2 separate regions of the Homo sapiens genome follow, and region 2 is linked to region 1. Evidence: chromatin contacts called from ENCODE Hi-C or POLR2A ChIA-PET data. All regions are on one chromosome and are shown on one strand. The core of a region is the stretch at or near the end of the contact, and the rest is flanking DNA. Distances in the headings are between cores, read along the strand shown. Region 1 overlaps SMOC2 (SPARC related modular calcium binding 2). Region 2 overlaps SMOC2 (SPARC related modular calcium binding 2).

Evidence for each region. A loop is a pair of places that touch in the nucleus more often than their neighbours do. ChIA-PET counts read pairs that join two places held with the same protein, here RNA polymerase II (POLR2A).
Region 2: a map of ascending aorta shows a loop between it and region 1 (2.0-fold over the local background). The contact joins two enhancer-like sites. A Hi-C loop is called at or near these places in 1 of 168 maps with a recorded cell type or tissue (ascending aorta). POLR2A ChIA-PET finds 5 or more read pairs at or near these places in 1 of 52 experiments (activated T-cell).

Annotation. Positions count from the first base shown.
Region 1 is chr6:168,450,630-168,454,286 of GRCh38, reverse strand. The region is part of intron 1 of SMOC2 (SPARC related modular calcium binding 2); the gene reads right to left. Among named protein-coding and RNA genes, the nearest start is that of SMOC2, 11 kb to the right of the region's middle. Within about 2 kb of position 1,431, at least 8 of the 41 ENCODE cell types and tissues checked have a DNase peak (open chromatin) inside an H3K27ac peak, as active enhancers do; they include ascending aorta, where a contact is called at or near this core.
Region 2 is chr6:168,581,200-168,585,275 of GRCh38, reverse strand. All of the region lies in intron 7 of SMOC2 (SPARC related modular calcium binding 2), which reads right to left. Among named protein-coding and RNA genes, the nearest start is that of SMOC2, 140 kb to the right of the region's middle. Within about 2 kb of position 1,271, at least 2 of the 41 ENCODE cell types and tissues checked have a DNase peak (open chromatin) inside an H3K27ac peak, as active enhancers do; they include ascending aorta, where a contact is called at or near this core.

The DNA.
Region 1 (3,657 bases), core at 182-2,681:
CAGCTCTCAGAGCCACAGAGCCCTTGGGCCTCCTCATCCTTCCTGGGGGAGCCGGGACACACAGAGCCCAGAGGCAGCCCAACAGGAGAGACGGCCACAGGGCAGAGTCACAGGAGGACACAGAGTGACCCCCTGCAGGCATCATGGACTGGGTGGAGCCTGGGAGAACAGAGACAGAGAGATGAATAAAGATAGGGAAATAGATGAATAGAGTAAGAGAGACACAGAGATAGTACAGAGATGGACAGAAAGAAGACACACAGAGACAAGGACAGAGAGAGATCGAGACAGAAATAGAGGGGCAAAGAAAGATAGACAAAACAGAGAGGGAGAATGGCAGAGACCAAAGATAGAATCAGAGAGACAGAGAGAGAGGAAGACAGAGAGAAAGAGAGATAGAGAGACAGAGATGGAGAATGGCAGAGATCCAGAGAAAGAATGAGAGACAAACAGAGAGACGGAGAGAGATAGAGGACAGAGATGGAGAATGACAGAGACCAAGAGATAGAATCAGAGAGACAGAGAAAGAGGGAGACAGAGAGACAGAGATAGACAGAGATGTAGTATGTAGAATGGCAGAGATCAATAGACAGAATTAGAGAGACAGAGACAGAAAGAGACAGGAAGAGACAGAGAGAAAGAGACAGAGAGAGACAAAGAGACAGAGACAGGAAGAAACAGAGACAGACAGAAAGAGAGAGAGCAAATGGCAGAGACTGAGAGAATCAGAGAGACAGGTACAGAGAGAGACAAAGAGACAGAGAGAGACAGAGAGACAAAAAAGAGAGCGAGAGAATGGCAGAAACTGAGAGACAGAACTGAGAGACACACAGAGACAGAGAGAAAGAGAGAGCCTAGCCTCTAACTCTCCACTTGGCTTTGCCAGGGAAATTCTTTTCTCCTTTTTGTTGAACTCCAGGGTAGACTGAGAAGAGTGAGGAGGAGACCCGGAGACAAAGGCACAGCCCGAAATGACAGGGCCGCAGGGTGACGGAGCCTTGAGGCCACCACACCCCCTGGCTGCCCCACACCCTCTTGGGGCACAGCCCTGGGTCCCGAGTTCCTCCCCCACCCCCGCCCGCATTTGTCAGGCCACCCTGAGCACACTCTAGAACAGCCTGCACCTGCCTGCGTCGGACAGCAGATTCAAGCCACACTGCCCTGAATTCCTCAGGGCAGATTGCCCTGAGTGTCCGGCCAAGGCCCTGGGGACTCTGGTGCAGAAACAGAGGCTGTGTCCTCCCAAGACCGACTTCCAGGGAACTATGCCCCCGGCCCTGCTGTCAGAGCCACTGGGAGGAGGGCGTCCTGCCCCTGCTGTCAGAGCCACTGGGAGAAGGGGGTCCTGCGTGGAGCCCAGAGGAAGCCCCAGAAATTGACAGAGTGTGGCCTGGGAGTCAGCCTCGTGTCAGCCTCCAGGAGCAGAGCAGGACAAAAGCCTCGGCCTGGCGGGCTGCCCTCCTTCCTGCTGCCTTCTAGAATAAAGTTGGCCAGACAACCTACAGATATGTTTGGAATTTAACAAAACAAAACGAAATTAAAAGGTAGTAGAAATGAGGGAAGGGACTAGGAATGGTGTACAAATCTAAATGACAGCTGCTAATGATTTTTCAAAATTTCCTTCAGATTTTGGGGTACAAAAAAATGCAAGTGGTGTTTTGAATATCTGAGCACAGAAATTTTGATTTGCTGCACTTATTGTTCTTTTGGGTTAAAATCCCTCATGAAAATCACATGTCTGAGAATCCTATTACTGGAGAACACTGAAATATAATATTCATTTAGCAAATAAAATAAGTTAAGCGATTGCTTTGAATAAAACCCGACTCACAAAGTGGACTGACCTCACAGCAAAAAGAAAATAGCACCCTATTTAGCCAGTCCAGGCCCCAGGCAGGCAGCCCGCCTCACACTCCCCCTGCTTACTCTGGTTATTTTAAAACCAAAATTCTGCTTCAATAACATGATACTCTTATCTGATATGTGGGTAGTAATCCTGAATGTAACATGCATATCCCAGACTTCTAAATAAAGACAGTAGAAACATCAAGCTAAAATGTCCCTGCTTTTTAATTCCCTAATTTAGCATTCTGCATCATGAGCCAATTCTTTAAAGCTGGAAAGTTGAACTCACTTGGGGCAGCAGGCCCGTGGGGTATTTTTGCAGGCAAGGTGGCAGAAACTTTGCTGGTGGTGGTAACCCCAGACCCCACCATGCGACCCTCCCCTAAAAGACAGAGCTCAGCCATTCTGGGGCTCCCTCCTGTGGTGGATTCTTGGAACCAGGGAACCTGGGAGACAACCTCTTCCACCTCTTCCAAAAAAGGACAGGGGCTTCCCCTCACACCAGCTGGGTGATTGCACCTGGATGTTTCCAGCAGGGTGTAGGTGGTGGGAGAGATGCCAAGAGTACAAAAAAAGAAGTTATGACTCCACCTGGGTTTTATCTCTAAATGAAAAGAAAGATCTATCTTTGGCAACTCTCTCCAAAAGAGAAATCTTTTAAGAATGAAGAACTGATTAGCATACTCACAGATCTGCGTATCCTAAAAAGAAAGAACTTAACGGACGTGTATGTTCAGGTCAGAGAGATTGCTCAGTTTCCTTAGCCTAAGATGTTTACAAAAACCTAGAAAATATACACCCAGAGAGGGAGGGAGAGAGAGAGAGAGAGAGAGAGAGAGAGACAGAGACAGAGAGAGACAGAGAGAGAGCGCGAGCTGCCTGGCAGGGATTCTGTGAGGACACAGGAGATCATGTCTGCAGGGCACAGAGAGAGGGCTCTGTCATGTTTTAGGAGAGAAGGGTACAGAGTGTAAAGTGGGTTTTTTATTCTTACAGGCACCTTAATCCCATGTTTCAGATGCTTTCATCCTGTTTCTGGAGAAGGCGTCCATGTTTCCAGAAAATAGCCTTCGCATGTGGCAGAATGAGGCAGAAAACATGCTCTTATGACTATTCAGAGCTCATGGGACAACGTTCTTCACAAAGTGTCAATTATTGGATGAGTGTAAGCTTTTAGAGTAACATTTCCAGTTACATGTACTCGGGAGTTCAATTTAGCATTTTACTGATGATTTCCAAGACCCCGGCTGCAGGCAGGGGCGACCCGAGGGAGGGAGGGAAAGCTCAGTATTCAGCTCTCCTGGGCTTTCCCCTGGGGAATAAATCAGTGCAGCAAATGGAAAGGTAGCCTGAGGGAGTGAGCTCTAGCCACACCCATTGCTTGGGAGAATTAAGGCCAACCCATTCACGGGAAGAAACAGGATCCTGTAACACATTTGCATCAACTGGTGGCTGTATTTCCAACCTAGGATAATGGAATCAAGATGAAAATCTAGTTTGAATAAAAATAATACGTAAAGTATCATGTGGGGGTGCCAAAAAATTCAAAAAACAATGAGTGGTGGAAACTGGTTTAGCAGAATCTTAAATTTGGAGACACTTAGGATTATTATCTGATCACCAACTAGTGCCACCTCACAAGGTCACGTTCGGGTTTAAGTGACCAAATGCTTGTGCAAGACCATATCTGGTGTTGGGACCACATTCTTAAAAGGATATCAATGAACCAAAGCTCCAAACAGAACCCGGTGGAGAAAAGGAACTGAAAGTGTCAGGGCCCGAGATCATTCTTTTACATCCTGGGGAAGCAGC
Region 2 (4,076 bases), core at 22-2,521, 130 kb before region 1:
CAGACCAAAGTAATGTAGGCTGGGCACAGCAGCTCACACCTGTAATCCCAGCCCTTTGGGAGGTCAAGGCAGGAGGATCGCATAAGCCCAGGGGTTTGATGTCAGCCTGGGCAACATAGCAAAACCCCGTGACTGCAAAAAAACACAAAAATTCACTGTGTGTGGTGGCGCCCTCGTGTAGTTCCAGCTACTCTGGAGGCTGAGATGGGAAGATCACTTGAGCCTGGGTAACCAAGGCTGCAGTGAGCTGTGATCACACCACTGCACTCCAACCTGGGCAACAGAGGGATGCCTTGTTTTTAAAAAAATGTAATGTATGGTGATTGGAATCAAAAGAGCAGTTGCTTCCAAGAGTGAGGGGGCATCAACTGGGAGATGGCTCTGGGGGGCTGTCCCGGGATGGATGTGCTGTCTACTTCCACAGGTGCTTGGGTTTCCTGAGCACCAGCACTGGGCAAAGCTCCTCCCACCGTGCACGGCCGTCTGTGCATCTCACTCTACATCGATGCTCTCCATAAACAACATCTATGTCTACATAAGCCTGAAAAAGTGCTCCTAGTAAGCATAAAATAGGAATTCTAAGAGATGAGAAAATATTGCTCACATTTTAATTGGCAACATATTTTTTGCCTGTTCGGTAGGTCTTAAAAATGAATAGTATATCAGACTCAATGATAGGCAAAAGTACATAGTCCACTTCTCAGAAAATTGCATTTAATGAATGCTTTTTTTTTTTAAGAGGACCTGGTGTTCCATTAGTGTACACTCGATTAAACAGAGACCTCTTACCACTAATGTGATTTAAACCACAGGCCTTGAGCATTCCCAACTCTTGCCAAGTTTGGCTTTATCTATGCAAGTTTCGTTTTGTTTATAAGAACACTTGTGGGCCTTGAAGTGCTGACTTTATTGGCAAGAGGAGGTTTTCATTAGAAAGTGTGAATAAACCCACCAGAATGTCTCAATTCAGTTTAGGTCCCACGTCGGAAGAACTCAGATTCCCACTGGTGTGAGTCTAGTCCGCAGGAGGAGCTATCTCACAGGTGGTCTTCACGTCCAGCCGACTGTAATACCTGCAACCCTGCATGGCCATCTGTGGTTCTCTCTCTCATCTCAGCTTCCTGGGTGAACTTCTTAATCGCCTGCTTCCATTTCCTTTGCCCACCCCAAGTCTTGTTACTATTGGCCGGCCTGGCTCCCCAGTTTTTGCTGGCCTGCTGCTGTGCTGCTCTGACGTGTAGGGACTAGAGTTTGTTTACCTCCGATGGCCTCTGCCAAGTCCCAATTACTGTTGCAACCACAGCCTGGAACTTTTGGAGATGCTTGGTTTCCTCGCCTGTGCACAGCCTCATCCCTGACGGAGCGGCTGCAAGGCCCTCGCCCTCCTCTGCCCTCCTCTGCCCTCCTCCCTTCTTCAGTTTGTCCCACTCAGGACAATGACACCCTTATTCCAGGAAGAACAGACTGCAGTACTGGCCACTCTCTCCGTATTGCCAAGGTCTCTGCAGTGCTCCCATAGAGGCTGGGTGCTCTTCCCTACCTGGGACTTTGGGCCCAAGCCTGTGAACTCAGCATGGCCAGCAGGAGGTTGGGGAGCAAGAGGCGGGGGAGGCTCCAAATTTGCTTGTGTGTGAGGCCCGGCTTTCGTGTGCCTCTGCTGCTGCTATGAGAAGAACATCCCCAGTTTGCTGATTAGTGCAAGGAAGATGAGAGACAGGGGGTCAGACCCACACCCCTGTAGTCTGGAACCCCCAGCAGAGCCTGTAGGCCAGCAGATGCCTGAGAAGCAAACACCCAATACACAGACATTGTGCGTTCATCTGCTGTGAAGGAATAGTTTCCGATATGACAGCCATTCCTTCCTAAGCTTCAGACCAGGAGGGGTGAGGCAGGGCAGGGCTGAGCCCAGTGGAGCTGGGAAGGGGTGAGGAAAGGCAGGGCTGAGCCCATTGGAGCCGGGAAGGAGTGAGGCAGGGCAGGGCCGAGCCCACTGGAGCCAGGAAGGAGTGAGGCAGGGCAGGGCTGAGCCAGGCACGGGCTCCTCAGTCCACACTGGCAGCGACTCCACCTCAGCTGCTCTGCCTGGATGCAGGTTATTTAGTTTTTTTCCTTCCACCTGTATTTTTTGAATTTTCTATGGCTAGCATGAATTACTTTTGAACTGAGAAAAAGCAAGCAATGGTAACTTTTCTTAAGTAAGTAGCATGGCTCCTCCTGTTCAAAACAGTTCAGAATCACTGACTTCAGCTGCGACTGGGCAGCCTCTGTGAAGGTGACGGAGGCCGGAGCCTGGACGAGTCTGGCGTGAGTCTTGAAGGAGGGGGAGATTGAGGGAGGCGGGGGTGAGAGGGCGCCACAGTGTCCATGTGGAAAGAGTGGGTTCAAGAAAGATAAAAACCGGGAGGGGCAAGGCCACTGTCAGGAAAGACCCTCGGCCCCCGGGTCTTCCCCGTGCGTGTCGGTTCGTTTGAGCTGAGTCTTCTGAATGTTACTAAGCTCTGAGTTCCCGGCAGGTCGGACATGCTCCAAACAGGTGGAAACACCGCGTGACGCACTCCTCCCAGGTGGGGGGAGCCTGCGTCTCTCCATGGCGGCGTTCCAGTCACCTGTCCCTCCAGGTGGACCGTCCAAAGAAAGCTTCCAGTGCCTCCAACAGCTGAGCTGGTCCAGGCCACATTCAAAATCGGCAACAACTGGCCTCCAGCTGTCTGGTTTCCTGCTTACTCTCTCCGGCTCTGCCCCACCCCAGCCTGCATTTCGGGCACTGCCACTCCCTCGGCCTCCTTTGCTACCTTTAATCCTCTCCTGCCCAGCGGTGACCCCAAGACCCCTGCAGCCCTCAGTTGCTGTCCTGGGACCCTCTGGACTGAGGAAGGCTCAGTGCTCACACACGCACTCACACTCACCCACTCACAACAAAGTGGGGAGAGCTAGTAACGGTCTCACACATCTCCAGCTATAATTGCTGTTAGCAGGATTGCCTGAGACTCCAGAGCTGTAACATAAAGAAGTCACCCCAAAACCAATCCATGACATCCCTTCAACAATAACCATGGATTCAGCCTGAGACTGCAGAGCTGTGACATAAAGAAGTCATCTCCAAAACCCATCCATGGGATCCCTACAACAAAATAACCACCGTTTAGCTCCCGCTCTGTGCCTGGAACCTGGTGCTGTGTTGAGAGAAAGTCTCCAAACTGGAGCTTGAGATGTAATGAAGAAATCAGGAAACGGGCAAATGACCCAGATAATCTCGGAAGAACTCCATGAAGCAAGCAGACAAGCTAATGCTGATTGTTTGGGGGATGGTGGGGCAGGCCACCTTGGAAAGGGGGGTCAGAGAAGGCCTCTGCACGGAGGAGACTTCAGAGCTGAGGCTGAAGGAGACGCTGAAGTCAGCGGTGAAGGCGGCTGAGTGCAGGCCCCATGTGTGGGAAAGACACCTGCACCCAGCCCCGGTCAATGAGGAAGGGAGGGGAGGGGGGCTGCAGGGAGGCAGCGGGGTCCCAGGCAGGTCTGCGGCTTTTCAGTGGAATCATTCACATCACCCATCCCACCTAAACATCAGCTTGAGCTTGTGTGTCTACAGGTGCATCCGACATTAATAATTGTTCTCCCTTTCTTATCAAAAGTGAATTTCAGACTCCTGGTAACTATTAATAGGTAATGATTGATATTCATCTGTTAATAACTGTGCAATGATTGCATTGCCTAAAACTCAGTGACGGCAAGAAATGCGCCCGGCAAGAATGTGACTAGGGCAGCGATTCTCAAACGTCAGTGTCAGACCCGTCCGGGGCTTCTGAAGCTGCAGGTGGCAGGTGCTTGGCTGCAGGTCCCTGGCCAGCAGGTCTGGGCGAAGCTCCTTCGTCCTCTTGTCTAACAAGTTTCCAGATAATGCCCATGCCAGGCACACATTTCCACCTGTCACAGATGTCCCCGTAGGGGTTTTCATTTTTTTTTTAGAATTGATTTTACTTAATTTTTACGCATGTTGTCTTCAGCAGTCATGGAAATTTCGTGGTTCTCTTTTTAATTATACAACATTTAAATAAGATGATCAAAGAAAATAAAAT